Linked DNA regions of Homo sapiens: region 2 is linked to region 1. A link is an interaction called in ENCODE POLR2A ChIA-PET data of the cell type or tissue named here. Cell type or tissue: GM12878. All regions are shown on one strand. Each heading gives the region's core, and the rest is flanking DNA. Links, peaks and the distances in the headings are about the cores only. Region 1 overlaps TIPARP (TCDD inducible poly(ADP-ribose) polymerase). Region 2 overlaps KCNAB1 (potassium voltage-gated channel subfamily A regulatory beta subunit 1).

The links. ChIA-PET counts read pairs that join two places held together with the same protein. Peaks named below come from ENCODE experiments on the same cell type or tissue, not always from the same donor. Only the 100,000 strongest peaks of a DNase experiment are listed, where the experiment ranks them.
Region 2: POLR2A ChIA-PET joins it to region 1 with 5 read pairs; 5 of 35 experiments call an interaction of 5 or more read pairs at or near these places.

The regions. Positions count from the first base shown.
Region 1 is chr3:156,680,074-156,696,439 of GRCh38, reverse strand. TIPARP (TCDD inducible poly(ADP-ribose) polymerase) reads right to left here. Exons shown (of 6, transcript NM_015508.5): 3 at 2,252-2,420; 4 at 415-575. Among named protein-coding and RNA genes, the nearest start is that of TIPARP-AS1, 13 kb to the right of the region's middle. In GM12878, for the core only: no CTCF peak of the experiment used is centred there; no DNase peak of the experiment used is centred there; H3K4me3 peaks cover 907 bases; H3K27ac peaks cover 1,099 bases.
Region 2 is chr3:156,473,879-156,490,244 of GRCh38, reverse strand. It overlaps KCNAB1 (potassium voltage-gated channel subfamily A regulatory beta subunit 1), which reads right to left. Exons shown (of 14, transcript NM_172160.3): 8 at 15,425-15,511. Among named protein-coding and RNA genes, the nearest start is that of KCNAB1-AS1, 35 kb to the right of the region's middle. RefSeq lists enhancers at 6,371-6,460, 6,491-6,750, 5,984-7,183. In GM12878, for the core only: no CTCF peak of the experiment used is centred there; no DNase peak of the experiment used is centred there.

The DNA of each region.
Region 1 (16,366 bases), core at 5,305-9,304:
AAAACAAGAAATCACCTTGTAGGACTCTCCTCACTTGCCCCGGCAGTTTGGCTAAGTTGTCCTGTAACATAGAAGGGTCTCATCTTGAAAGTAGTTTCATGGAAGGAAAAAATCTTCCATGAAGGAGGTAAATGCAAGTTCTGTGACTCATTCCAGACACAATTATATTTAGTTGTGGAAAAATGTTAACTCTAAAAAATCCAATAAGTTACTCATTCTTCTAGTGTAACTGGATTTATTGTAGCTTATTTACACTCAATTTGTTGAGGAATTAAAATCCAAAGACTAATTTGGAATTTCACATTCTAGGAGTACTAACCAAGGTAGACTCTTATTTATTTTTTATCTCTAGTATTCAGGAATGCATTTACATAAAATGAGAGTAAATATTGCAACTTCATACTCGACACTTACTGTAAATATGGAAGCAGTATAAAACAGGAGCGGAAGAGGGGTCTCCTTTTTATCTCTCTCCTGAAGAATGAATTGTGGAGGATGTAGTGGTTATTCCACATCATAAATCGAACCTCTTTCAGACCCCGAGAGTTGGCTTCTTCAATCAATCGAATGACAGACTATGGAGGAGAAAACAGAACAAAAAAAAAAAAAAAAAGGAAAGTTAATAATCATGGTTAAAAATGAAAATTAACCAAAGGCAAAAGTTAACCTCACAGGAATTTCAATAAAGTACAGTGAGTCTAAATAACTCCCTTTATATGCTAAGATTTTTTTTCCCTTCCAAGTATGTAGGGTGGAAAGATGCTCCCTGTTCATAAGGCATGGATTTCCACCTTACAAAACATGTGGGGCCCAGGGAACTATTTTATTCTATTTTGAGCCTTAATAATATCATAGAGAGTTTTCGTTCATATTTCTTAAGGGAGTTTTCAAAAGAGGAATTAAAGATAGTGATGTTGGCCAGTATCAGTGGCTCACGCCTGTGAGCCACTCCCCACGCTTTGGGAGGCAGAGAAAGGAGGATTGTTTGAGGCCAGGAGTTCGAGACTAGACTGGGCAACATCGCAAGATCCTGTCTCCACAAAAAATAAAAAATAAAAATTAGTTGAGTATGGTGGCATGCACCTGTAGTCCCAGCTATTTGGGAGGCTGAGGCAGGAGCACTGCTTGAGCCCAGGAGTTCAAGATTATAGTGAGCTATGATTGTGCCACTGTACTCCAGCCTGGGCAACAGAGCAAGACCTCTCTCTCAAAATAAATAAATAAATAAATAAATAAAATTTGAAAAGGTGGTGGTATATAAAGTTCAAGCTCTAAACCCAAAAAACTTCTCAGAGGAAAAACACAGGAACAGTCTGAGTATTCTGAGAGTACATTTTAAACAGCCTTGTATTCTATTTGGAAGGTAGATAACTAGTGATTACCAAGTATTCTGAGAGTACATTTTAAACAGCCTTGTATTCTCTTTGGAAGGTAGATACTAGTGATTACTTAAACTTACTTAGTTTAATATTGTGTTTAACAATAATTAACATACTAGGTTTTTTTCTTTTGCTATTGTCTTTAAAAATAAAAGTAAGGTAGATAAGTTGTTCCCCCCTTTTGTAATGCTGGAAATGAACTTAAATTGAAAAAGTCAGATCTTTGGAATGTGAAATTAATCTCTAAAGTCCATTTGAGGTTGTTTAAATGACTCAGAATTGTCATTCAGAAGCAAAGTAAACCATCATCATTTTAAAACCTTGCTTTGAGACTGAAGGGCTATTATCACTGTCTCAGACTAAGGATGCAAGTGCACATAGGAGAAAATTGTAAATAACTGATTTCCCTGACCACAGCTCAATAAACATTTTCAAGTACTTCTTCCAGAGACATGAGTGATTGTTTCCATTGGGCTTCTAAAATGCTAAGTGTAACACTTGATCCAATCTCCATAAGCCCAAGAGCCAGATATAATCAAAAGTTATACCAATTCTCATGTCGTGAAAATTACTCCACAGGCGGCAACAGGTCAAAATATTTCATCTCTATAATGCAAGATTCTGTGGAAAGCATTTTATTTATCTGATAATAGTGGTATGCTATCTTTGGATTTCAAATTAATGGAAAGAAATAAATTTTAAGAAAAAGAGAAAAGTTTTCTTGTATCAATGAGACTCAATTTTATATTCATAAGCTGTTTGATTATATGCATAGTTCTGCCTAGTCATTGTTGTAAAGAAAGAATAAAAGAATACAGGAAGAAAAAAATAAATTTGAAAAATGTACTTGTCAACAAAGAATCTGTAAATACCTCGGGATACTCTCTCCATCCAAAGTGGTCCCTACAGAAGAATTTCCAGACTGTGTGGTAAATAGAGTTGACATTGCTAGAGGGTGGTGTGGACAGCCTTCGTAGTTGGTCAAATTCAGTTGTTTCATACACGTTCATGGCATTCAAATCTGCCCAAAATTCTTGTCCTCTAAAAAAAAACAAAAACAAAAAAAACCCAAAAACCTGTTAATAAATTTGTAAAACAGAAATATCTAAAAATATCATTGGACATTAAAAATACATAGCATAGCCTGTTGTAGAATTTTCAAAACTTGCTTTACTTGGAGTAAAAGCATATTTATTGCCGGTTGTTTCCACAGCATCCATTTCCTACATGCCCTTTCTAATCAAGACCAAAATTTCTAGGCCATGGAATTATAGTAAGATTGATTTAACCCCACAGCACCACTGGCCTAACCCAATCAAAATAAGCCCACCCTCCACTCTACAGTGGGCTGGCCTCAGCCAATCAGGGAGTCAGTTTTACTATGATGCTATATGTAGAAACTAAACATAGACAGAAAATTTCTCTTCAAGCTTGACCTTTTTTTCAGAGGCCATCAGTTTACTTGAGCCAATACAGGAATACACAGTATTGCCTGATCAAAGACAGAATAAAAGAAGGGAAAAATAAAATGAATCCGGATAAAGCCAGTATTAATCCACCCAACATCAATATTATCTTTTATCCTGTGGGTTGAAAAATGTTGGCAAAACATGAAGAAAAAAAAAGTTTGGATTATTATGAGGTTTAGCTTTGAGAATATTTTGGTCATCTTATTATCTGGTCGACTGCTGCTGAATCATTCCTTTACAAATGTCTCCATACTGTTGGAGGGAAGTCCCACTATATGAATCAGACTCATTTAATAATTTATAAAAGGTAGTCCAATAAAAACATTTGTGTTTCCTCTTTTATGGAACTTCACCTAGAGTTTGAAACATTTGAACCATTATTTCAAATAACTGGCATAATGGTCATTATACTCTTCTCTCTTTTCTTTTTTGTGTATGTTTGAAAGTTACTATAAGAAAATATAAAAAATTAAATATATGATAACAGCACAGATATTGTAGCATAGTGTACCACAGATTTCTAAATGGATGTCTACAACACAGGAAATACTCTAGATCTACAGGCATTCAGAAAGACTGGTACATGTGAAGTCTAGGTGTTGAGACAGATTTTCCCAATAATTAACTTATTTCCTTGCTGTAAATTAGGATTTTGAAAAGGATATTAAATTTGATCTGTGGTTGCACCACTGCACTCCAGCCTAGGCAAAAAGAGTGAAACTGTCTAAAAAAAAAAATTTGATCTACGGGTTTTGCTAGCTAGCACATTTTCCAAAATCTGCTCTTAGAATACTTGTTTCAAAAACTATTAACAGGTATTCTGTGCACAAAAGATTCTGCAGACAAATATTTGAAAAACAGATTATACAAATATTTGCCATCCTCTATCCCAATGTTCACAATTTATGAATCAGGTTCTACACTGAAAAAACAACCATATAACCAACTGATGAAGCCAAAAAGTATGGAACTTACAAAAAAGCAGTATACTCCTTTAAAATTCCTAAAGATCTTGCCAATAAACCCCAAACTTCTTGCTTAGTAAGAGTACTAACTAGTTGGATATGGTCTCAAAAACAACATATAATATTAATTAAGTATGAAATAAGATAATATAATGTAGTTTAAAATAATATTTGGCCACTGTTTTAAAATGATTTATGGTAAGTAGGAATATTTAATTCAAATAGAAAAATGTTTCTGGGAAATCCTAAAAAGTGAAACAAACACGACAAAACAAAAAAACAAAAAAAGTCCTGTAAACTGGAACTCCTATGCCTAAATTAAACTTCATATCAAGTTGCCTTAAGCAATTTTCATTAACTTTAGGAGAATCTGATGTTATGATTGGGAAGTGAGATAAAAAACTTTCTCCCTGTTAAGATTGTTTCAAGTTTCTAAACATATTTTTCCCCCTTTAAGCTTATCGCCCAGCAACTGTTCCCAATTATGAGTCACAAATCCTCAGTATTTCCTTTAAGGAGTTCTTAGAACAGCAGTCATTATGTTAACATGCATTATAATATAAACAGCCAATGCTTTTTGCTGTTTAGTGTCAGATTTTATTCTGGACATCACTCTAGCAATTTCTGTTTAAGCCTGTATTACTGAGACTTCATAGATAATGATTTGCATGAGAAAGACATCTACAACTGCAGCTTTTGCTACATTCTCTGTGCATGTCAGTCCTTTGGGCATTATGAAGTTTCTACGACAAATCCTAATTTACTACAATCAACTGTTCTTTGGATTGATGTATCAAAGTACTGTTTTAGCTCTATTTGATTTTCAATATGCTTTTTCTAAACTTGACAGAGACAAAAATCATAAATTTGAAAAACATTAAATTATCTTTTTGTAAGATTAATTTTACCACCTGCTCTCCCTTAAACAGGGAATGCTTTAAAAATCTAAAGCCAAGAGGTTTTTTTCTCCACAATCTGCATCAGCATAAATGTGTGCAATATGGGTGCCAAATGTTCAACAGCCACCACATTCTTCTTTATCAAACTATTGCTTCCTATTATCAGAAAGCAATTATGAGTCATCTATGTATGATAATCGTGATGGTGGGCTCTACTGGGCAATACACGAAGAATTAAACAGATGTAGTCCCTGTCTTCCAGGGGCGTTAAGAAAGGAATAACTAACAAAATGTAAGCCAAAGAAGCAGTACATCTGCCTATCTAAATTCACCAGTGGCAAGTACATTCAGGAAATAAGAGACAAAGAATAAACATGCAGCAATATGGGAGAGGAGGTGGTTATTGGCATCCAGTAATGGATAAAGGTCAGGAAAATTAAGAGGTTTTACTTTATCAATCCAAGATAGCTTTCTGCAAGAAGAAGAATCTTAGAAGCAGTTTAAATAACAGGAAATATCACTGTAAGTAAAGAGCTGTAAGAACAAGGAAAAAGAGGTCTCCAAGCACTTTGCTTCTTGAAAGACGGGTGGAGACAGGATTGGTACTAGTTGGAAAAGGAGACCTTCTAAACAGGGGTATCTGAGAGATGAGGAAATGGGAACCTGTAAATTCCTATAAGGGGGTAAAACAAGCAATGTGAGAGACTTCAGGCAACAAACTGTGGACGTTTAAGTCCAGGGTGTCAGAGCCTTAAGATATAAGGTTAGGAATTTACAGTATTGAGCAGATGAAGTTAGAGTCAAAGCAGTAAATACAGGATGTTGGAAACTGAGCAAGAGAGACAGTGCTAGAGATTGGGGGTGTCTCTGTAAAAGCAAGGTGCAATAATCCTTGTGGATGAAAACCCCATCTGGTCTAAAGGCATCTCTACTGAGGGACAGCCAAAAAAGAGTATGGGTAATAGCCACTGTACAGTAGGATTTATATCTTGCTATTTGTATCAGATGGCTAAATCCATCAGTATTGTTTTATCTAAGATACAGCCCTATCATGAACCAGAAGAAAACAAAACCTTGTGAACAGACTGCTGATTTTTGCTATTAAGGGAAGAATGAACTTGAACCGCTGAAATATTAACAATTCTGTTTTTCCACATCTCACCACCACACATCCCACTATAAGAATCCATATACAACACTAATTTAAAATGCTGAAAAGGACGCCCATTCTCATAATTTAGATGCTTTATAACAATGGTTCTCCTCTTATTCAACAAATATCTGCACATACCAATTAAGCCAACATTTTCCGACATACATTACCAATGCATAGAGCACCAACACCCACATTAAGTCAGAAAGTATGCCGCACATATTTCTTTAATAAGTATACTAATATCTTAGTATTTAAGATCCTGAAAAGAAAGTAAAAAGGACCTATGACATGAATAATAAACAGTTGGAATGCAAACCAAAACTAAAAAAGAAAAAGATGCTAAATGAAACAGAAAATAGTAAGAACACGACTTCTTTCTCAGATAAATAGCTCTTGGGTTTATACATTTGGGAGCTCAGTAAAGAGTGTAACCATTTTAGGCAGTTTCTCTGTTTATAAAGTGTTTGTAACCAAGAAGAAAATGAGACCAAAAAAAAAGCAAAGTAATTTAAAGTAGACACATTAATTTGGTACTGGGCTCTGCTTTGGCCATAAGAAAATGAAAAAGGCAAAATGACACAGAGCACCAATCTAGTGGGAAAAGGAAACCTTGCAGCATAGTGTGAAGTGTGGCACAAAGGTGGTCAGAAGCAGATGGCTTACCTCTGCTGGAAAAGGTGTCAAGAAAGGTGGTCAAGGGAGTTGTTCCAGAGTGGATAAAATGTGAGCCAGGTCCAGCTACCAGGCAAACAATGGGAGGCAGGACACCACATGCGGAGTGACTCCATGTGTAGAAGCTAACCAAACAAGGCACACAAGAATAGTGTGCAAGAGGCACACCCAGTTCATGTGGGAGGTTAGGGTATATGTATCTATGAGAGATAAGGGATAAAACTGGACTGGATAAGTTGGCTTGGGCCAGATAATGAAGAGCTTTGTTTACTGTGTTAAGAAGTTAGGTCTTGATTCTATGGGCAGTAGGAAACACCAGTGAATTTACAACAAAGTCCAGACTTGCCTTTATAAAGGTCACTCCAGTTGTAGTGGTATAGAAGAATGATTTACTTATTTATTTTTGGCAGTGGACAGGTAGAGAAAAACCATTCAACTGCTAAATATTAGGATATTTATCAATATTATTCTATGAACAGCCATGTATAGTTATTAGAACTGCACAAGAGACATATGATGAAAGAGGACTAAGGAGGCAATGTAGGAATGAGCTGAAGTATTTAAGAGTTAGAATTTAACTGCATGAAGGATAATTACACGTGGGGCAGAAGAGAGTGAAAAGAGTCTAGGATGTGTCCCATGTTTCTGGTCTGGGTGGTTGGATAATGGTGCTATTAACAAGACAAATTACCAGACGTACAGCAGGTTTAAGTGGGAAGGTGATAGAAATAAAACATAGAACTCAGACTTTGGCATAGGTTGATTAAATACAAAGTTTTCTGAATCCTACTCTGTACAGTTTTAACCAGATCGGTTAGACTTCAGAACCTTGGCTTCCTGCCTGTAAGAGCTAACTGGTTTCTCCAAGGATAAGCCTGTGACCTCAAACTAATTAACACACACCCTAATCAGCTAGACTCACCATACACAATTAGTAGTGTCCTTTTATTTTATTATTATGATGTAAAGTGAAAATATCTCCCAACACGGAGGGTCATAATGATAGAAAGATAAAGATTAAATGCAATGTGGAGAGTACTTGAGGTTCCGCTACTGGCTTGAGACAGGCACAGCAGATGGGATATGTTTGCCGCTGCTAAAGAAATTTCACTGGCGAACAAAATATAGCTGGCTTTTGATACCTGGCTTTGATATTTCCAGGACTCATTTAGCAATGCTGGAATATCTGGCAGCTTATATCCCTTCAAATGTGTTACAAGGTGATGAGAATCAAAGCCATGGCATACACAATACCAACACATTTTGTGAAAACAGTGTAGTTATTAAACTTCAGAAAACTATGTATTCGTAACTTTCTTCTTTAGAAGCAAAACTATTGTTTATTCTGTTGCTACTTAAGATTTTTGCTAACACTGCCTCAAATAAGTAGCACAGGGCTACTTATTGCGGGGGGGGGCGGCAATAAAACTTATTCATAAATGCTTACATCCAAAGCAACATCTTTTAATACTCACCAGAGATTAAATTTATTTTTCTTTCAGTTTTTTTTTTTTTTTTTTTTTTTTTGAGATAGGGTCTTCTGTCACCCAGGCTGGAGTACAATAGTGCCAACTAGGCTCACTGCCACCTCAAACTCCCTTGCTTAAACTACCCTCCCACCTCAGCATCCCCAGTAGCTGTGACTATAGGCATGATCCACCACACTCAGCTAATTTTTGTATTTTTCTGTAGAGACAAGGTTTCGCCATGTTGCCTGGGCTGGTCTCAAGCAATTCTTCTGCCTCAGCCTTCCAAAAAGCTAAGATTACAGGCGTGAGCCACTGCGCCCAGCCTCAGAGGTTAAAATTCTACACTTAATTACCACACTATGACACTGTAAAACTATTAACATAAAACTCAGATCATGGATTTATCTGAATACCTCAAAAGATTTTTGAGTAGGTAAAAGTGTTCCCCAACTTAAGATACAATGCATTTCTTGGGATAAATTCTTGAAGAAGTGATCATTAGGCCTTGTTGCTGCTCCCTTGGTACCTCCTGAGACATCTTGGAAATTCTTATTCCAAGAAGGCAGCAAGTTAGTGAGAAGGATGCTGTCTGAAATCACATTTATCTGTGTGCCAAACCTCATGTCTGATTCATAAATCGTTAGACATCTGTAGTCTTAAAAGTCATTCTAGAAGTGAACCCAGTGAAATGAAGAGAGGCAGGTAAGTTTCCTAAATGAAAAAGATTATCTGTTTTTAAGCTTTTTAATTGTATATTCTCCAAAAGCATGTGGGGAGCTAAACAAACATAACACAGTTTATTCTCAAAACACACTGATACTAAGACATAGCCATTTGAATACATCTAGATGTTTGCTAAACCCCTAATAAATAATACCATACAATGAAGTCCACCGGCCCCAATGCAACCACTAAAAGCAAATTACAGTATCTACTTAAGGAAAAGAACCTACTAAAATATTGTTATGCTGGCTTTTTTGTTGTTTGTTTTCTATTACACAACTACAGATCAAAGCAAAGAACACAAAAACACTTTCCAATAAAATGTGGATAAGTCTAAAATCTTTCATAAATAAAAATTACACTTATGAGATCAGAAGATCTCACTGCCATCTATTTATGGTAGTGTGGGATTAAATTTTGCATCATGAAGGTACCAGAAATGTCATACAGCCTTAACTTTTATTCAAGTTTAGTCACATGTCCTAAGATCACAGAAGGCACTATAAATGAGACATACTTCTCAACCATAGCCTGATGAGAAAGTGAAACTTAATTTCTGTAAGAACAGCTGGGATAGAAGGCACAGGTTAGTTTTTATAAATTGGTAGCATGCCTTATACTACCTTAAATTATGCAATCACTGATTTTTATAAAGAGTAGATATCCCCTCTGTTAAGAAAAATATTTTTAAAACTGAGAGGTTTCTATCTTATCTCAAAGTAAACAATAAAAAATGCCTCCCATGTATTCAAGGCACAAATAGTGGTTAATTCAATTTTTTGAATATAGACTTTGACATCCCTTAAAAAGGGATAAAATAAACGTTTTTATAATTTTTTCTACATAAATATAATACTATATGTAAATGATAAAATTACTTAAAAATAAGTTGCTTTCAAATACCTCAATTCAGCACTCATTTACACATAACTACTAGTTATAGTTATCATAAAAATATTTTCTAATGCCTAGTAAGATATAAACTATTAGCTTAATTTATTTCTGCTTTGACTTTTAAATTACAAATGATACCCATAAAAAGGTTTTTACTCAGAATTTTCTATTATTTAGCTTTGGCTTTTTCCCCAATTAGTCCAGATGAACTAACTGATCAATGAAAGAATCAGAAATATACTCATTGGTGACTTATTACGTATTTGATGCTAAGAACCCAGAGAAGAGTAAACAGCTTTCAGCAGACTAGAGATTTGAATGCATACAAGCAACCTATATATAGAGAATTCATCACTCTGATAGTTCTTTAAACAAATTGCTAGAGAAAAAGACTTCCTAGAGAAAAGACAGAGAGTCTTTTTATTGTCTAGGTTTTATAAGCTATAACAAAACCTTTCAAACATCGTCTTAAATTGGTAACTTTTTCTGAGGGAGTTGGATTCTACAAAGCCAAGTTTCTATGATAGATTCAATTTTATCAATTAGTTAAGAGAGTCGAAATTATTTCTGAGTAACAAATTTGTAGAACACTTTACATAATGCTTCTGATGTCTGCCAGCATTTGGATAATCCAAATGTCAGAAAGCAAGCAAGCAAAGTTCCTTCTGTTTCACATACTTTACCCTGACTCTGTTTCACATACTCTGCACAGATTCAAGGATGTCTTTCTTTTATTAGGATGAGTAATTAAACCTTAGAAGGCAAACCCAGTGTTTATCCTGTGCTAATTTTTACTCTCTAAATGCCTGGTAATGAAAGAGCTAAGCCAGGTGACACTCAGAAACCAAAGACCAACCACAGCAGGAAATTATTTAGAGTATTTTGTGCCATTTGCCCTCTCTACACCTTGATCAGCTGCAGGAACTGTGAAGATCACAGGGTGCATGCAAGATTCTGAAAGCACATGCACTACTGCAAGCAAAGTTCACCCTTTGGTCCTCACCCTTGCCATTCTTCACTGACTGTTCAAGTGCTAGTGAAAATTTAGACCAAAGATGATCATCCAAACTCTTTGGCTATGTCGTATAAGTGGGACAATTTAAGAATTCTTCAATTAATTCAAAAAGAAAAGCTAATGTAATAAAGAGAAATTCTTGTAAGTGTGGTCTAAACATATTTTCTAATCATTACCAGAAGTACTATGTTTCAACATAAGATTACTCACAAATCCTTCCTTATACTCAGAGGCAATAGCACCAAAACAGAGGACTTCAATTTGCATGAAGAATACAAATTTACTGAACTCTTCCTCAGACAACTTAGTCATGGGAGATTCTCAATACACTCCTTACACAACTTTTTGTGGTACACATACTCGAAAGTCACTGGTTTCTGTAGAAGGTGAAAAGGAATAGTTGCTCTAGCATTCTCACTCTTGTAAGAACTTATCCTTTCATTGTGATGACCATGCAAAGGTTCTTTACTTGTCAAGTGGGTGTTACCAGTAAGTAAACAGCATAGAGCAGAGAAAGATCCAGGAGACAGACACATTTTGTTGTGTGGAAACGGCAAATAGGAATGCTTAGTTAACTCTCTTCAATGCTTGCCTTAGTAACAGTAACTAGCTAAGTCAGCAAGGAAAATTGGAAGTTTCACAAATGACAATTAGAAGTTTACTAACGTCATCAACTTCTAAAATTTGAGTTCCTAATCACAGAATTGATTATATTTAGCTCAAGTCTGCAATACTGTCCTCTTCACAGACTGAATATAAATCTTTACAAACAGAATTTATTGTACATAAAATCCTTAATTTTCAAAAATTTCAAAATGTATTTCAGAACCTACCACTTGTAATTTCAAATTCACTATTAACAAGTGAATTAATCTCAAAAATTTGAAGCTTTCAGTTACTGTGTCAGGGATTGAGGTGGATTAGGTTTAACGTTTGAAGGAAGAAATTTTAAATTGGGGTGAGTCTGTATACGGTATAATTCTCAGTCCCTAGAAAGCACTGTCATAAACAATCTATAAATATAAAAATAAGCCCTATTTAGTTTTGTTAAAGAAATTCCTTCACATCACTGGGCGCAGTGGCTCACGCCTGTAATCCTAGCACTTTGTGAGGCCGAGGCAGGTGGATCATCTGAGGTCGGGAGTTCGAGACGAGCCTGACCAACATAGAGAAACCCTGTCTCTACTAAAATACAAAATTAGCTGGGCATGGTGGCGCATGCCTGTAATCTCAGCTACTCAGGAAGGCTGAGGCAGGAGAATTGCTTGAACCCAGGAGGCGGAGGTTGCAGGAGCCGAGATTATGCCACTGCACTCCAGCCTGAAACTTGGTCTCAAAAAAAAGGAATTCCTTCACATCTAAAATGTGGCTTGTTTGCTCCTAGAAATGGTGAACTTCAGAAGTATTTTATTCCTTGTACAGTTTCTGTTTAAGGTGTTGCAAAGTAGCGGTAAAATCAAGATCTCAGGCTATCACCTATTTCAAACCCAGAATCAAAGGGAAAATGGCTTAACCTTCAGCACTGTGGTCTTTTTCAAAGATACAAAATCTCTCGAACTCACTTTACCTTAAGACCCCAATCTTATTATAAAAGAGAAACTCTCCTACTTTTACAAAGTGAGTTTCTTTCAAAACTTTTACAGTGTCCAATTTGAACTAGCCATACAAGTTGTGCCAAAATAATTATCTTGCAATTTGAAATATGTTTTTTCCTTTGCAAAAAATGATATACACATGTACTAAGTTTTCCTTCCACAAAAAGACAATTGCAACTCACAAATTGGAGACTGATAATTATTAAAGGTTGTTGGCTAAGGTTAAGAGGACTTAAGGTCCTAATTTAAATGCAATCCAGAATCATCACCATCAGACAAAGGATGCAGAATCTGGTGGTCTCAAATCAGGAGATAAAAATAAAAGAGACCATGGGAAAAAAGTCATAATCTCAAATGGCTGTATTTTTGTAGCATTCCTTGAGTAGTCAAGGTTTGCATAGACTACATACTGCTTTATCCTTTAGGAATAGCACCCAAACCCAGAATAAAACTAAGGATCACTGACCATGATTAGAAATACACAGAAGAACTTATGAAGTTTATCTTTACTTTATGGTAGATTGTAAATCTATGATCTAGAAATTCTAGTATAATAGGATAATTCTAGTATAATAGGAAATAGATTTACAGGGACACAACAGAGTTATCAGTCAAAAGTCAGCATTTTTTTTTTTGCATGCCCACTATGTGCAGAATGAAATTTTAAATGCTGAATGGAGTTACTACTATAAATTGAGCACCCCAAATCTGAAAATCGGAAGTGCTTCAAACCCAAAACTTTCTGAGCACCAAGATGATACCCAAATGCTCACTGGAGCATTTCGGATTTCAGATGCTTAACTGGGGTACTATGCAAATATTCCAAAATCCAAAATCTGAAACACTTCTGGTCTCCAAGAATTTTGGATAAGGGATATTCAACTTGTATTCCTTTTTTTTCTTACTTACAATAAAAAGTAAGAGCTTTGGATTCAACTCAATGATAAAATATATAATGTATCATGCAATTATTTTTAGGGAATGCCACATAACCTTACAAGCTATTTCCTCCAACTGTCTGATTTAAAAGTTATAAATCATTTTGACAAGGTTCATTTTCATTACCATAAATACATCAGGAAAAGAATGACCCCAACCTGAAGCCAGGTGGCAGCTGCTTCAAAAAGTCTAATCTGCTTATTGATGAAAAACCAAAAAGGGAATAAATAAATGATTGCTATTGATTGCCATGACAGCTCTACACAGATCCAGTAACTTCTCTGGGTTAGTATAGACAGAAGCCAATTAGTTTTATTTCATATGTAAATAGTAGCATAAAGAAGTACAAAAAATAATTCATTGGATTGCTTTATCCTAAAGCACAAGGCACACATTTTGAAAGTCACTTCAAACACAGTTCTTGCTTATGGAGCTGTCTTTCTCTTAGGCAGAAATTTTTAAAATAAATTTAAACTCATCCAGCTGTGTATATTCAAGAACTACCAAAAAGTCACAAGGCATAGTAAGTTTCAGCTGTTCTCCTCTCTCCAGTGTTATCAATAACACATAATGAGTTAGTTCATACATCATCACAGCTGTGCACGCCAGAGCTAACTTGGCTAATTTAACTACTCCAGTAGAGTTCAGTCAGGAGCTTGCTCTAGTTTAGCTAATTCACTATGCAAGTCATATAGGGACTGTAACAGTATATGCTTTTTATGATCATTAATATACATTTCTCTTTTATATAGAGTTTCTGTGAAGTCATCTAATGGTATTGTCCCTTGGACAGAGTTTAAAAATAGACTTCTAAGGGCAATTAGCAATCAAAATCACTCAGCAACTAAAACTATGACAACACTCTAGCCTTAAGCCTTAAAGCAACTAAAGCTCCCTCTTTTATCAGTGAGCATTAATCCCAAAAGAAAAAAACCCTGTCCTCTGAAAAAAATTAATAATGGATTCAGGGTTTGCAACTTTCCTCTTCCTCTTCACCTCCACTCTCTTTCAATAAATTCAGAATTAGAAATAATCATTGGTCACATGTGCACCTGCAGGTAGCCTCCAAAATAAGGTTTGCAGTGTGTCCCTTCTTGACAGGTGGAAATAAATAGAAAATTGTTCTGGCTCAATTTAAAATGAATGTAATATGAAACTAGTGGTGATCTTGTTTGCTAAAGAGAGATTTGCACAACCTCCATAATTTCAATTATCCACAACAGTACTCCACAGTGTGCAAGGCTCTTTTAAAACTGCTTAATTCTGCCATCCAATGTCATCGTCTACTAAGGATGAGTGCCTACACTGTTCCAGACTCTGTTTTCTTAATCGAAAACACAACACTCAATGTTGTTTCTCAACTGTATATTTGGAATTTGGAAATTCTCCAAGGCTCATCTCGTGTGCAAAAAAGAAGCCTCAGCATCTATATCTGGGAAGTACATACACACTAGTATGCAGTTGATGTTGGCAATGAACGTTTGTAGATGTACAAAAGCAAAATGAGAAAGCAAAGTGGGATTACATCATAATTTCATTACAAGGAACAAATAAGCATGTATTATTGAAATCCTTTTTTAATGTGCTTTTAGTATCTAAGCATCTTGACTAAAAAGTTGGAAAGGTCCTGTGAATTTATCTAGTTCAACTTCCTTTCCAATTTCATTCCTGAGAACAAAATGAACACTATACATATAATTTAGATTTAGGTATTAAATCCAATACATTTGCAAAGCTAAATAAAAGATTTTATCTGTACAGTTTGAAACTATGAACTTTCATCTCTGCTAGAGACCCAGAACTATGAACTTTCCCCAAGTATATCACACAATGAAGATGTTATGGATACAGAATATGATAATGATTTACCAAGCCATATAAACTACTGAAAACAGTGGGATAAACAACTGCCATTCATTATTTCTGAATCCAAAGACTGCTGGTTCCAACTTCGACATATACACAGCTGAACACACACTTCCTGGTTATGCGCAATCTGCACAGATAGACCAGCTTTACAGGCCTGACCACAGAGATTAATAGCTTTAGCCAAATAATGTGGTAACCATGTGAACCTGGGCTGCTCCAGCTTGTTTGTGAATCTCTCAGCAAGGCTCAACATGCCGTTATCTGCATCTTGTTGCCAGGAAACACAACATCGCTTTGGAATACAAGGAAAACCAGGTTGCAATGACCACAAGTCAACTTCCCAAAAGCCTAATTTTTGACACTTAGCTATCTACTATATTACAACATTTCTTCCTGTAATCTTCAGAGAACTTCACTTTACTAGTAATTTAACAGTTAATACTTTTTGCTATTTTCCTAGGACAGGACCACTTATTACCACTAACAATGTAGTAGGAGCAATGGTAATTATAATACTTCACTCACACTTTTCTTCTCCCAAGTGTCAGATAAACATTAGTTTACTTCATTAAAACTGATTTGGAAATCAAGCACCCACTGCAACTACCTCATAATACAACAATGCAGGCTTATGGGCCTATATCTATGTCTATTCTTAAGCAAAACAATCTTACCAAAGGATAAAAAACAGCCATATGCTCCTGACCTAAGAATTCCTGGATTTTCTGGGATCAAAATGATTATCTTGCCTTGTTCTCATGGTAACAGACTGTCATGTGTTGGCCAATAATCCTGCTAGTTTCTTCCTGATCAATTCAAACAGATAGAAACTTAATGTACCAAGATGCTGAAGTACTCAGCAGACTGGAAATTTGCTTCATGAAGGTGAAGTGGGAGCCGCTGTTCTGCAAAGTTTTGCAATCTGGAGATAGAAGGATTAGAGTGGCTTTGAGAGTATATAAAATTAATTACCCTTGACATAGCAATTAGAATTGCTAGCTCATGGGCAACAGAGATTTTGGAAAATACCTTATTAAAAAGATTTTTAAGATAAAATGGAAAAACATTTTTCTCTTCCAATGCCGGCTTAAAAAAATAAGTTAAAAGTACTTAGCTGTATTATAAGATTTTCACTACTGAAGCAAGGTGGAATCTTGAGTGTAATATATTATCAAGATAATACATTTATAGTCAGGAAAACTACACTCTTGATATGACCTTACTTTTATCTCATAGGGTCTTCTATGTAATACTTTTGAATTTGGGCTTTATACTGTTTCTCTTCTTGTTCAGCACTTCCCTTTTGAAACACAAGATGCAAA
Region 2 (16,366 bases), core at 7,647-11,646, 210 kb after region 1:
TAGAATTTTTCCTGGGACAGTTAATTGTCTCCTAGGAGATACTCTGTCTTCTGCATGGGGAGGGTGTGACCTGGCTGCTGGTGACCTGGACATGGGTGAGAGAAGGGGTCTGGGGTCTCAAGTCTCATAGTCTTTTTATTTGCAGCCTGGCTCCACCTTGCTCTGTGCCTGATATCTCTCAGCTTAGAGCCTGTCAACTCAATGTCTCCAGTTAATAAAACTCCTCTTCCTTCATTGGAGGAGAAAGGCAGGACACTGACTGCAGACCTGGGGACATGAGCTTTAGTAGCTCTGTATCCTCTTTTAAAGAACTACCTTGTTCCTGGTCCCTGCCTCACCCCCATCTTCCGTGACATTGGATTCTCTAATAGATGAACCATCCTGAGGTTGTGTGGTACATGTTAAGTTGTTACTCATCTGCAGGCACTTAAAAAAAATCTTTCCTCAGTTCTGCTAAGTCATTTATAATCCTCATCCCTTTTCCATTTTCATACATATTGGTCTAGGTTTTCAGTTCACTGACACTTTCATGAGAAATGAAGTTTCTATTTCTGTTTCTTTGTCTCTGTGTTGTGTATTGGGTAGCTTTTTATTTTTTAAAAGGAAAGGGTAGAAGCATTTTTACTTTGTCCTGCTAATTCCAGATGTTTCCTTACTTTTTTCCAAATTAGGAAACTGTGAGTCAGAGGCTAAGTGGCTTTTACTCACCCACTCCCTTCTTACTTCACCAGAACTCTCTTGTCAATGTTGTTAAAGATTTCCACATTGTTAACACCAATAGACAATGTTCAGTCTTCATCTTACTTGACCTATCAGTAACATTTGATATAGCTGATCCCGTCTTCATCTTACTTGACCTATCGGTAACATTTGATATAGTTGATCCCTTCTTCCTCTTTGATGTGATTTCTTTATTTCTTTCTTGAACATTACACGCTTCTCCCCATCCTCTCAACCTCCTAACACTGGAGAGTCCCAGAGCTCAGTCCTCAGTCCTTTCTTTCTATATCTTCTTTTTTTTCTGCTTTTACTACTTGTGTGATTTCATCAATTCTCAAGGGTTGAAATACCATTCGCATGCAGACAGCTCCCAAATTTATGCCTTCATCCCAAGATGGAGTTTCAGCTTTGGTGTCTAACTCCCTACTCAGCATCTTCACTTGGCCACCTAATAAACATTTCAAACTCAAGATGACTAAACTCAAACCCCTGAGCTTCCCCACAGCTGGTTCCATATCAGCTATGAATCCCATATCAACTGATGGCAACTCCATCCTTTTGGTGACTCAGGCCTAAAACCTTGGAGTCATTCTTCACTCTTTTCTTTCAGTCACGCTCATATCTAATTCACCAGGAACTTCCGTTGCCTCTAACTTCATTATTTATCCAAACTGAACCACATTACAGTCCACGGCTAGTGCCCTCATCTGCACCCTATTCTCTCATCTAGATTGCTATAACCATTTTTTAACATATCTCCCTGCTCCTACATTTGCCCCTATAATGTATTCTCAATCCAAGGAGGGAATGCTTAGGACTCTGGAGTTGGCTATTGAGAAGGCTGCCCCTATAACGTATTCTCAATCCAAGGAGGAGGTATCCTTTTGAAATGTAAGTCAAGTCACGTCACTTTTTTGTCAAAAATTCAGAGAGCCCAAAGATCTGGCCTCACTTATTTCTCTAAACTCGTCTCCTTCTACCTTCCCCCTTCCTTACTCTGCTGCAGCCACATCTATGTCCTTGACGTTCCTCAAACATGACAGAAGGCTCCCATCTCAGGGCCTTTGCACTGTTTCTACAGCCAGAAGTAGTCTCCTTATCTCTCTTATGGCTATTCACCTGACTTCTTCAAGTCCTTGCTCAAACCCTACCTTCTCAATGGCCAACTCCAACTTCCTAAGCATTCCCATTCTAATTTCCCTGCTTTAGTTTTTCTTTTTTTTTTTTTTATAGCACCCATCAACATCTAATATTCTATACAATTTAACTTTTTGTTATATTATTGTTTCTTATCTCTCCTGCCAGAAAGAATGTGCCCAACAGGGGCTGGGATCTTTGTCTATGTTGTTCTCTAATAAATCCTATGTATGCTGTGGTATACAGTAGACACTCAATAAATATTAGTTGGATATGAATAAATGCACAAGGCCAGGTTTTGCACCTGAGTGTTTATACTATGTCATGTTCTTCTGTGGGTCATCTGAGTACTATATGGTGACATTTAAAATGCATTACGTAGGGTTTTTGAGACAGGGTCTTGCAACATTTGATCTCTGCTCAGGAAGAGAGTAGGGATGAGAGAAACAAAATTTCATTCTTTCCTCTTACCCATTTTTTATTTTTTTTTTATCTCCCTTTTTTGGCTTTTTGTTAAGTTTTATGTGAATTCTCTTGTCAGATGGGTTTATCTCCTATCTCATTAGATAAAAACATTCATTTTAAAGTGGTTATTGGGTTTGTTTAATTACCAAACTTGCTTCTAGTTTCAAAGGCGATGATACAATGCTTTCCTTTTTGCCCTTAATACAGAAGAATATTGGTTAACACTAAGCTTTCTTTCCCTTCCTACTGCTTCCCTGTACAAACTGTTCCATCCACTGGCCCTTAAAAACAAACAAAATGGTTTTCTTGAATAAGCAAATTCTGAGCTGACTATATTTGGATTGTCAAAATTTTAAGTCTAAAAGTATCTTATTTAATTATCAGCAATTTTGTATGATTGGCTTCACTGGAGCTAGACACAACACACGCTTTCCCTTTTGAATTTAAAACAAATACATAAAACTTAACATGGGGATACATTTAGAAATGATGGGTAAATTCCAAACTGCAGAGGTTGAGGCTTTTGTGGCATATAATATTTTCCACTATTTGAACATTAACAAATAATTACTTCCCAAAGTTGAAGTGACACCTCAAAAGTTTTCAGATTCCCAAGGAGGGTATGTGGGGTGAAGTAGTGCTGGAGTATGAGGGATGTCTTTGTATAATGTATGAATTTTATACAGGGGGCCAAGTGCTTTATTCTGTAATTTATGGAGACTCGAATCTTAAGCACATAAGGTTTTCCTAAACTTCCAGTTATATTGGACTTAATGGTATTTTCATATAAAGTAAACAAATTTGTTTCTGAAACTAAGAGTTAAATTTTTTTGGCATGTGCATGTAATTTAAGTCAGATTTAAACTTAGGTATTTAAACGTGTAACAAGCATAACTAATGATAATGTAATCCTTCAGCTTAATTTTTTTAAATCTCCTACTGGTCCTTAACATTCAGTAGAGCAAGTATCCTTTGGCCTTGATGAAAACTCAGACTGGTCCCACATCTTTTCTGCTCATTCTATGGTAATACAGAGACCTAAAGTCATTTTAAGTCATAAGCACATCCTCCAACAATCTCAATCAAACTTCAAACTCAAACTCTTTTCCTCTGCCCAAGCTGGGACCTGTTTAGGCTAGAAGACTACAAGAGTGTCAGGTATGTTTGGTTTCTCTGTTTCTCTATTTTCTCCCTCAAATCCCTGTCCTCCAGCCTTCATCCTCCAGGAGGCCCTGAAGGGCAGGACTCAAGAAGACCCCACACAGGAGACATTTGTAACTACCTTCCCTACCAGTCCCAGGAGGTCAGCACTCCCCCAGTGGTGCCACCAAGACAGATAGTCAGCCCACCTCTTTACCCCTGGATTTTCCAGGCATGCATCAGCTCCTAGGCCACTATGCTCCCCAGTCATGGGGGTAATGTTTTAAACCATCTGAATGGCCTTCAAACCCCCATCCCAACCAGGGTGGCAATGAAGAGGCAGCCTTCTCCCATGCTGGGGTGGATGGAGCTCACAGCACAGTTTTCTTCATACGTGCCCTTCTCACTAGACCCCCTTTACTCCCCTCTCTCAACTTTTATACTTTTGAAGCCAGTGAGGAGCTCCAGAGTCACTGAACAGAGAGTAGGGTAAGAGCAGAAGGGAAAGCTTCTCTTTGTAGAAGAAAACCAACTCCTAAAGAAAGAGGAGCTGATGGAATCAGGAAAGCACCGTCTCACAGCCCTCCTTATAAAAGCGGACACAGGCAGGGATCCTTGGTGGGTGCTAAAACAAGGTTGTGGGGGACAGGCTATTCACATAGTCTCAAATAATCACATTCTAGGTTATTTATTAGTTATAAAGTTAAAGAGGTACTGTCACAGGGGAGAAACCTGGCAGACATCACTTGAATCGAGTGATCAACCTGAACAGGACCAGCAATGGGATGCAGCAACCCTCCTGGGCCCTCGGAAAACAGTGTGGAAAATACTATGGAATAGTATGCAGACAGAAAAAAGAATGAAATCATGTCCTTTGCAGCAACATGGGCGGAGCTGGAGGCTATTATTCTAAGTGAAATAGAATCAGAAAATCAAATACGTCATGTTCTCACTTGTAAGGGGGAACTAAACAAGGGCTACACAAGGACATGAAGATGGAAATACTAGACAATGGGGACTCCAAAAGAGGGGAGGGTGGCAGGGTGGTGAGTCTTAAGAAACTCCCTATTGGGTACAATGTTCACTATTTGGGTGATCAGTTCACTAGAAGCCCAAAGCTCAGCATTATGTAATATACCCATGTAACAAACCTGCACATGTACCCCCGAATCTAAAATAGAATAAAATAAAAAAATTTAACAGTCATGACAATTAAATGTACTGCAGGATTCATGCCCCCCCCAAAAAAGCAAAACAAATAAATCCTATAAAGGACATTTTAGAAAATTTGAATATGGCTTGAATATTCTTGAGTATGATGATTGTGTTATGGTCATATAGAAGAATGCCTTATTCTCAGGAGATACTGGAGAAAATATTTATGAATGAAATGTCACAATGGCAAAGAACAAGAGAGGGAAAAACAAAGGCAAAATGTGGCACAATTTGGTAAATGTAGGTGAAGAGTATTGGGTGTTTATTCTTTCACCATTTCTATAAGTTTTTAATTTCTCAAAATAAAAAGTTGGGGGAAGAAAGAGCTATGGAACAAGCTCTTGCACACTTCATTTGAAAGTACAAATGGAGAACTGGCATCTCACTCTAAAATGTCATTTCAATTGTTTCTTGGTGTCTGGCTGAAACTTTGATTATTACATCTTCCAAGGTTTATATATTCCTAAAAGTGTAAACATATGTAACAACAACAACCTCAAAATATTTGTGCAGGACAATTACAATTTATAACATGTTTCCACTTATCTCATTTTGTCTTCACAACAATCTTGGAAATAGCTAGAATATTTTTATTCTTCCCATTTTACAAATGAAAAACTGAGAAGCTGAAGGTCTGAGCAACTCAGCCAAGTTTATATACCTAAGACTAACGCCCTCACCTTCTGATTGCAGACCTCATATTTTTTTAGGACACATATTAAATATTCAGGAGGGGGGTTAACAAAACCACTTACTCTCATTATTAATACTTCCTTTTGTACAGAAAGTAAGAGAGAGACTCGAGGGTATTTGTTTATCCCCGGCTGTCTGAGAATTTTCGATTACCCTGACACAGGTGGCTCTGCTCACTGCATTCAATCAGCATGCCAGTAAACCCTCAGAGTGTGTTGCTGCTAAGTCATGTTAGTCTCCAAGTCCTCTGCATGTCACTGCAGATCTGCTGCAGCAGATCGAGGAACTTACAGAAATGAATTCTCCTGAGATCCAGTCAACATCCCCTCAGAATATGGAGTTAAATTTTGTCACAACTCCAAATATCTCTCAGAGAAATGACAACTCACAGAAGGAAGTGCACATGAGTCATAAACCCACAGCCCCAGAATACTAAGCAGCTCTGTTTTTCACCTGACAGCTGGGGTGAGCAGAAGCACTCTCTGTTCTCCCTCTCTCTCTCTCTTTTTTCTTAACTAAAAACAACTTAAGGGAAAAAGAAGAAGAAGAAAAAAGCATCCTTTTGGAGCTTGGTGAAGTCCACAGACTTGTTGTGAGAAGGTACAATAGTCTCCCAAACATTTGGCCCACCTTGTTTTTCCTTTTTTAACTTACTGAATGATACAGATTGAATCTCTTCTGCCTTCGCTGTTGAGTAAAGATGTCATGAAAGAAAAAAAAGGTGGGGGAGGGAGGAGAGAAAATAGAGGAAGTAAACTGCATAGCATATAAGCATATCCTTCTTTAGAATCTTCCCTTCAAACCAGGACTTTATGGAATAAGGTTGGGAATCACTGATTTCCAAAGAAAGCGGAAAATACAACACCAGATGAGTACAATTGTTTTTCTGGAGTATAGTTTTCTTTAAAGCCAGCTCTTCACATATTTTCTGCAGCCTTGGCAATTGTTAACTTCTCAGTAGTTCTAGTAAAGGTAATTTCTCTAAAGCTCTTGTTCTTTCTATGGAACCCAGTTGGAAAAGATCATTTGTTAACCAGGGGCTCTGTTCTTATAGATGCATATCAGAATGATCCACAGTCAGAACTTTGTGGGCCTCTTGTTAATGCTGGAAATTTTTCAACAGGCCTGGAAGATTTGCCGGACCTGAGGCAACATGTCAACAACTGAGAGTGGTGAACTCTGTAATGTGCCTTTGCTGTATGACTTAAGATTATTCAGTTCTGCTCAAGAAAGAAAGTGAAACAAAGAAAGAGGATAAATGAAACTGGGTGGAGATGCAAGTAGCTTGTGAGACATAGGCAGAATTTATATGATGAGCATGGTAAAACTAAGTGGATTAGTAACCCCTGAGTCATAGTGGCCATCAACAAAGTAGAGAATGTGCATGCTGAACACAGATAGGAGGGAGGAATGGAAAGAGGTGATATTGACAACATATCCATATGCATACGACATCAAACATTTGAAATATACTAAATATAAATACATAAAATATGAGAACTTAAGTCTTCAGTCAGCCACCCATTGGTGACCCCCATTCTAGCCACAGAAATCCTCTGTGCAAGGAATGCAAATAGTCCTTAGCTGTTCATCAGGCCAAATGATGAGCTACAGGTCATGGCCAGGTGGGCTTGTCCCTGTGTCTTTCCAAGTATACTACTGACCCGGGCATCTTTTCCTTGCTGAGCCCCTTGCTGAAACCTCAGATTTGACCTATATAATCACACCACGGAGAAGGTCAATGTGGTAGATAGAGAGAACAGGTCACATGAGCACTGTGTGTCCCAAGATTTAAGTAGCTGGGTTCTTTCTCCTGCGTGAATTCTAGTGTAATTATTTTAACTGTCCCTATCTCTTCCCCTCTTTCTTCTCATAATGTGTTTTAATTGATTTGATAAACCATGTGACTCATGCATCTTAATTTGTTGTGTTAGCCTTCTTCTTTGAGACCTCTAGGATAACCTGGTAGTAGACCTGGAGACTACAATTGCATCAAGGTAATTTCCTGCATAAAAAAATTACAGCAGTACTATACAAACAGTAATAATAACAAAAATGGTAGCTCTAAATTTCGAGTAGTTACTAGGCAACATCCTAAGCATTTTGTGTATATTATCTCAAATAATCCTCACAATAACCCTATAGAGCAGATATTATTACCTACGTTCTACAGATAAGAAAACCAGGGACAAGAGAAGTTCAATAACTTGCCTAAGATCAATTGGCTCGTAACAGAAAGAGGATTTGAATTGAGGTCTGACTCTTAATGCCATACCTTTGCTATTTTGGAGGAGTCCAAGCTATTTTCCAAACCCCCTCCCCACTGCCCACCATTTCCTCCTATTAGGTCATCCTAACTAAAATCTACCCCCATAACTTCCTAGCCCCCTCCCATGATTAGTTTGTTTCTCCATTCTATTATCACCATCTAATGTAACTTTCTTACTAACTTTTTGTCTGTCTCCCCAACAAGAATGTGATTTTTCTAAGGATAGGATTTTTGTTTATTAACTTCTGCTTCTCCAAGTGCCCAAAACAGTGCTTAAATAGTAAGTATTCAGTGAATATCAACTGAATGAATGAGTTAATCCTATTATTGAGTTGTTTTTTTTTTCTAGAGACATCTTTGAAAATAAAGTCACAGGCACAAGATCACCTTTCAGGCTGAATAGATTAACCCTGGAAAATTTATGATTAAATCAGCTTAAAGGGCATAAAGAGTTTCAGAGCAAAATTTTAGGAGGAAAAAAAGGGCTATAAGAAAATTACACTGCCAACTCCATGGCTTGAATCTTACATGACTTCATCACAGATCCTGTGCAGCCCTGCAGCTTGGCTATCTCCATTAGATTTTCATCATATTATAATTTCAGGGCCTTGGACTTCTCCCATGATTACCTCTGAGAAGAGATCCAGAGAAAGGAGAGTTTTACATGCCTTACCTAGGGCATTCTAGAAATGGAGCTTACGTTTGTTTGCCCCAGCTGTGAGTGAGGTGCTGTAACCACATTGTTAACTCATTCAGATGGTGCTTTATGTTTCCTCTGTTTTCAGGTGAGGAAAGTGAGCCTCTGTGAGGATAGTAGCTTTTCCCAAGTGTACAGTCTGATAGGTAGCAAAGCCAGAATTTGAAGTTGTGTCTGTCTAATGCCCTAGTCCACTCTGCAGAAATATTGTTCCAATGAGGAGGTCCACTATGAACAGAAACATGAGATTTTCTAAACAGACGAACTTGAGATGGAAAGAACCTGAAGTGAACCCTACTGTCCCCCATTGTCATTTCTTAGGACGGATGAAATAAATTTGTCTTTTTATGACACAATTTTTTTGGTCTGTACAGGACAAAACATCAGCTAAATAGGCCTAAAGTATCAGGAAAATTTTTGGTGAATTTGCAGTTAAAATGGAAACAAAACTGCTTTTTAAAATTGAAACACTTTTTTTTTTTTTTTTTTGCAACAAGCTTGGCTGGGTTTGGCTCATCTTCTTGGATATGAAAATCATTTTCTCCAAATTAATTTCTTGAAAACTCAACTGTCCCGGGCTTTCAAACCAGGGGGTTAAATTGATCTGATGTACACCAGAGGCCTTGGGAACGTCCTGGCCAGGGTAATAAATGAAATGCATTAAATAATCTTAATTGATACAGTAATACTCAGGGGGCAGCTGTATTGCCAAATTGTCCCTTTATTCATTTCTGCTCATTTAGATATCAATCAGATTTCTAAAGAGAGATGCAGTGCATCTGGATGCTACTGTGATTGTAGATGAGAAACAGCATGTAAGTGTCCTGGGGCTGTTTGGCAGCAACCTGTCAACATCTCCTTGAAATATGTTGAACCAGGTACTAGAATGTTTATAGAGGTTAGGAAACCAAGATGGGTTTTCAAGTAGAGGAAAATGAAGTTGGAGCTATTTAACTTTGGAGCTTTATTCATTCAATCACTCAAACACTTGCTCAGTCATTCATCCAGCTAGTCAATAAATATTTATTGAGCACCTACTATGTGTCTGCGGCTCTGTCAGACTGGGAATATGGTTTATAAGCCTGCGTGGTCAAGTACAGTAGCTACTAGCCACATGTGGCTATTGAGCACTTGAAATGTGGCTGATCCTAATTAAAATTGTCTACTGAGCAGCTGAAATGTGTTGCTCCAAATTAGGGTGTACACAACTGATTTCAAAGACTTAGTAGGGAAAAAAAAGAATGTAATATATGCCATTAGTAACTTTTGGATACTAATGGATCATGCTGAAGTGGTAAGTTTTGATATATCACATTAAATAAAATATAATAACTAACCTCACCTGTTTCTTTTTACTTTTTTTTTTTTACTTTAAGTTCAGAAATACATGTGCAGGACGTGCAAGTTTGTTACATAGGTATACATGTGCCATGGTGGTTGGCTGCACCCATCAACCCGTCATCTAGGCTTTATACCCTGCATGAATTAGGTATTTATCCTAATGCTCTCTCTCCCCTTGCCCCCCACCCCACAACGGGCCCCGATATGTGTTGTTCCTCTCTCTTTTTACTTTTTTAATGATGTAGCTAATAGAAAATTTAAATTATATATATGTGGCTTGCATTATATTTCTATTGGACAGCTCCCTGATAATATTTGCAGAAGATTTCTTCCTTCTATATCATGTTTTTTCGAATGGCTTGAAGGTAACTTTCAGGGAAGATAATAAAAGATAGAGGCAGAAGGCCTGATCTACTGTGGTTAAATGATGTTTCTAGGTTTTAGGTGGTTAATTTTGGTTTTGAAAACTTTTTACTTTGGAAGTTAAATATCTAGGTCCAGTATTTTGGAACTGTCAAAATGTAGAAAATTTGGGATACTGCAATGTTTTTTGCTTTCTGGCATTTTCTAAGTTGTCATTGGATATCCTGAATCCCTGAATATCCATAGATGCCTGCTTTCACATGACAACACTAAAAAAGATGGCTTAGAAAGAAGTAAATACTTATGGAATGGGTTATTTGACAAGATGATACTATGGGAATAAGTGAAGCTAACTTTGGTCTTGCTTCTCTTATTTGAAATTGAGACATCTGGGCTGCTTTATGTCTGTGCTGATCTGCTGGCAGGAAAAAATTAATAACTGGAACCGTTATCAGCATGGAAATAATATTTAATGACTCAGGAATTCTGTAAGAATAATCAGTCTTGGCAACAAGCTCTATATGAAAAGTAAGGACTCAAATCCAAGTGTTTTTAAAATAAAAAACTAACTAAAATTTAATTTAATTTAAAAATCATATTTTCAGATCGAAAAGTTAGTGTGTCCCCTCTTCTTGCTGTTGTCTACAAGTGGTACAGGCTTATACCTTCCTTTCATGACCACAGTTAGGCTCAATCTGTTCTTCCTGGAGCAGTGAGAAGAGTATAGGTAGAGATATTAGCCTGGTGTTTGGGAATGACAGAAAGTCAAAAGAAACAAACAAAAAAACCCAAAAAACTCCTCATATGGCTCCTTGGACACACAAATGCTCTGTGTCCATCCATGTCCAGACTGACTCTATTGCCTGAACTTTTTCTTGTCTAATGAGCTCGAGAGAAGATTTTGAAATACAGGTTAGGGATTTGTGGAAGTGACAGAATTAGGGATATGAGCTTCATAGAGCATAAAGAACTGTCAGTGACTCTACTGGGAGGAACACAGACCCATAAGAAGGAGGAAATGGGATGTGGGGCTGATTTTTTTCTAGGACTGGAAAACATGCCATCGTTGCCAGATATTGTAGCAGAGACAGATGGCATGGCAGATGCTGTGAAAGAAAAATGACTTACTACTAGGTGAACCAGAAAAAATAAACAAGAGGGACAGAGGAAAAAGTACACAAGCTCCCCTCCATTGTCAGGAACATCTTCCCATAGCCTGAAAATGTCTAACTGTATTCCATGGGGTTGCAGATTGCGAATGAAGTTTCTCACCCCTTTCTCCACTGATTGCACCTTTGGAATTTACAGCCATTCTTTTGAGAGGACTCGCTTTTTGTCTATTGATTTTCTAAGAAATAAGGGAAGGAAAAAACTAATTAGATATATGATGCCAATATGTTATAAAGATGCTGCAGTTAATCTTTTTCTGGCTCAAATGGTTGCTGTATGATATGTAGAAACTGGATGAAGCTCGTCTTGGTTTATTTTTAAAATGTTCCCGATTAACATCATTTCATGGTAGAAACCACATGAATACAATTGGCATTTTAATAATATTTAAATGGAAGTTGTTTAAAATGTATCTTAGCGATGCTCATTGTGGGCACACACATGACCCTTGACATTTGCATAGTTTATGACTGGAGACTCTCAGTGTCCCCAAGTTCTTGTACTCCGCGCTACCTGGTAATCAGTGACAAATAAGAGCAAGCACTGGGTTGGGCTGAACTCATTTGAAAGTGCTACGTCCCCTGTGTTTAAAAGAGGTGCCTCAGCAGAATTATGTCAGCGTGGGTTGTGACTCCATGGGGTTGGCAAATAATAGTTGAAATCAATAAAAATGATTTACAAATGCTAAGGGTCCATAGTATTAATAAATGTAGATTTAATATATAAATACTCAACAATATATACTTGGCAACCACTGTTGTGTCACTTAAACAGAAATGGATGCAAGTGAACCTAAAATAGCCAACGTGAGTTGCTGAAACAAGAAAAAAAGTAGTATCATTTGATATTAAGGATTTTTCTGCCACTACCGAAAAAAAAAGGTTGGACAACTATCTGGTGATGATTTTTTCACCACATTTGAAAAATAAATTGAATAATTAATTAACGCCAATAGAATATCATTAACTAACAGAGTTACTGTAGTGTTTTCAAGGGTAATTTGATTATAAATAACATTTGCCTTCTGTAATGTTTTTAGAAACACTGATAGTCTTCCTAAGGTATACCCCCATTGTACATGTACAACTTTATTCCCATACACACACTGTATGAGTTACAAAATTGTTGCAAAGGTGACTCTCAACAACATGGAATCCAGAACTAACACAGGCACCTTGTTTTCCCCCCATTTTTAGGGTGCCAAATGTACCCAAGTCCACCGGACAGTCCTGTCTCTTTATTTCCTATTTCTTCTTTATTTCCCAGATCAGTACCTTCCCCCGGTACAGTAAAGTAGAAAAGACTATATGTATAGATGTGTTTCCAGAGACTTATATCAAACTCTGGTTGTTCCAGTGGGCCCACCTTGGAACAAATGAGTGTACTAAGTTTGAGGATAAACATTTTCTGAAAGCTAGGAAAAGCTCACATGGAAGCTATTTCAATCTGGAACAAGTCCTGCATGAGGAGCTGCCTGTGGAATGTCCCTGCAGGGTCCTCCCAGAAGAATAAGCCTCAGAGGTTGATTGGCCTGCTGGGGTGAGTCTCCCCTTCCTAGTGAGGGGGAGCAGGCAACATTCCAGCATGAGGTGGTTGATTGCTGCTGTGCTACAAAATGCCATGTGCCTTGACCTTATCAACAAGTGGCGAATCTCCATTGTTTGACACCCTTCATTATGCTTCTGAGCTTGGAAAATGACTCAGGATAAAATAGCTTCCCATTCCGCTTTGTGGAATTGTATATAAGAAACTACTCAGGAAAAATGTAAATTTTCTCTGATTCCCATAAAGGCTAAATAATGCTGCAGTTACGAACTCCACTGGGCAGCAGCAATTATTTTTTAAAACACTTTGAAGATTTTTAAAATAAATTTCAACATGTAATAAATATTGATACAAGAGACATCATTATCTTGTTGGTATCACATAGTTTGGCTCCTAATTGAGGATTTCCTCCTTCTTCTATAAATATAATGCAAATTATGTTTTCTGTTTGAGAGACTCCTACAATATATTCCTAAAATTAAAGGTAGGGGTAAGATGGGAACAAAATTCTTAAAAATCTCAGATGTTCTGCTATCCTGTACATGGTATAACTGCAAAGAACACTGTCTAAAAGAGGAAAATAGTCACTAGGCACTTAAAATGTGAAGCAATTCCAGTCTTTCATAGACCCCACTAAATGGCATTTTACTTGACACTATTGCAGACTAAATAACTTTAGTGCTCTGTTTTAATGTGTCATTAAGAATTGACTGGAACATTTCTACACTGCTGGTGGGAACGTAAACTAGTACAGCCACTATGGAAAACAGTGTGAATATTCCTTAAAGAACACGCGTGTTTACAGCAGCACAATTCACAATTGCAAAATCATGGAACCAACCCAAATGCCCATCAATCAACGAGTGGATAAAGAAACTGTGAGATATATATATATGTGTGTGTGTATATATGTGTGTGTGTGTGTATATGTGTGTGTGTGTGCGTGTGTGTGTGTGTGTGTGTGTGTATATATATATATATGATGGAATACTACTCAGCCATAAAAAGGAATGAATTAACAGCATTTGCAGTGACCTGGATGAGACTGGAGACTATTATTCTAAGTGAAGTAACCCAGGAATGGGAAACCAAACGTTGTGTGTTCTCACCGATATGTGAGAACTAAGCTATGAGGACACAAAGACATAAGCATGCTACAGTGGACTTTGGGGACTTGGGGGGAAGAGTGGGAGAGGAGTGAGGGATAAGACTACAAATATGGTGCAGTGTATTCTGCTCTAGTGATAAGTGCACCAAAATCTTACAAATCACCGCTAAAGCACTTACTCATGTAACCAACTACCACCTGTACCCCAATAACTTATGGAAAAATAAGATAAAAAATAAAAAAAAGAGTTGAATAACGTCATATTATCCTTGCAATAAATACTTCTTATACTAATAAAATGCTTATGATTTGCTTTCTCAAACACCTAATCTTTGCTTTGACAAAAAATATGCAGTTTTATGTCATTTCCATGGAAAATTTCCCACGCTGATACTGCTTTATAATAAACTCCTAATTTTACCCGGATTCAAGAAAGAAGAAAACTGTAGGAGAAAGTTAGTTATAAGACTATATATATTTTACATTTCTCTGTAGTTGAGAATGAGACAAATGGCAAGGAAAATAATTTCCATAACTTTTTTATGGTCAGAAATACAACCCAGAAAAATTTATAATATGTCAATCATTTATACTTTTCCATTACTATAACCCTTCTATAACCCTATAACAAGAACCACTCTTTACAGAGCCTGATTTATTACAAGATCCTGCCTTTTGAATCATCAAGGACAAAGTTACCTTCAATGTAATCTCATGTGAATCAAACTATTCTAATTATTTTAAAAGTGGTAATCCACATCATACTGTTCAAATAACCAGAATATTCATTTTTGCTCTTTTTCTCAAATATCTTCATTCTCAATCACCTCAGGTAAGTGATAATCCATATGATTTTAAACTTCAGTTAACTGGAACATTCTTTTTAATTCATCCTCAGCCTCTCAAACTATCTTCTGTCTCAAACATCCTAGCAAGTTCTGTAAATAAATGTAAATCGAAGAAAATCTGGTTTTAGAAACATTCTGAAAGCTTCCACAGGGAGAAGCTTAAACTGTGGTCCTCAAACAGTTATAACAGAAGGGGGATAAAATGTTGCAGCTCCTTGAGACTCAACAATCAAACTGCAATGATATCTTATTTTGAAGCAGTCACTGCTGTGGAATCCCTGCTGGTGGCACCACTGAGCATTGCTACCACAGACTGGAAACTAATCAGACTTAGAGCCATTATAAAATAGGAAGACCCTCAAAGGATTTACTGTGACGCGATGATGGCTGAGTTATAAAGCCCCTTTCCAATTAACTTTATTGTTTTAGTTGATGAAATCACAAAAGTGAAATGAACCTGGAAAAGGTGAGCACTGTAACCAGCGGGAGCCACGAGCCCAATGCCTTCAACTGCTTTAAAAGAAGAAGACGCAGCACGCAGAGCATTGGTTTTGGGGTTAAACGCTGAGGCCAAAAGGCATCAGTCAGAAACATTTTTATTTTTCACATTCAGTTTGATCAGTCTGAATACAATTCATTTCCTGCTGTGAGCAGAATAAGCCCTCAAACTGAATCAAGATTTCTAGAGTATTTTATTAGCTTTCTTAACTTACCTTCCATGGGAGTGTTACTGTCCGGTCGATTTGCAAAGACCACATCCACATACTCGAGCTGCAGCCTCTGGAGGGAGCCCTTCAATCCTGGGAGCAGAAGCAGGAAACAAACCCCAAAATCTAAATATGAGCACTATTCAGAGTTGAAGTTTGGTTTCTTTCAAGAATTTGCTTTAAAAAAATAGAATTGGAATAGTTTCAAAAATGCGTTGAATACAATGATTGTTAATTGACTCTAGAACGTTTTAAAAATATATGAAAGGCTGACTTCCCCCAATAAAAAAAGTCTTAGAGCTTTTTCAGGAATATTATCACTCTCACAGGAAAATATACACTTAGGAATGACCTTCACAGTGACTTGTATGTGGCAATATCCAGAAGCAAAATTTAGAATAAAAAGCAGCTTCTTTCCAACAGTTAGTGTTTTTCTTCTTGAACAATGCAAATTAATATTTATGTATTTTGGATCACTTAATAGGCTTATAGTGAGCTAGAGGTACATTTATTACACATAAAACTCATTAAAATGGTTTAAATCAGAAATAAATGACTGCCCCAACCCCATCTTAATGTAAATGTTGGTTTTAATAGTAATATAAAGGGGTTAGCAAATGAAGCCTTTGCTCAACATTTTACTAATTGGAACAAAGTTTAAGGAACATAAAATATAGCTGAGCTCTACCATTTCTATTATTCTCTGTTTTGGGGGAAGAAACAAAAACACTGGACGCTAATGCTATAAAGACTGAAGACGTAATATGAAGGAGAGAATAAGAACTTAAAAAGGGAGTCAGGAACCAACCGCCTATGTTTCAGCCCTAACCATTTGGTCACATTTCTATGAATACTCAGAAAAAAATTAATTTTAGTAAAATTAATGCTTCCCTGAAATAGAATGTATTGTATATAATATTATGCAACCAAAAGGATGACAGTGTTCGA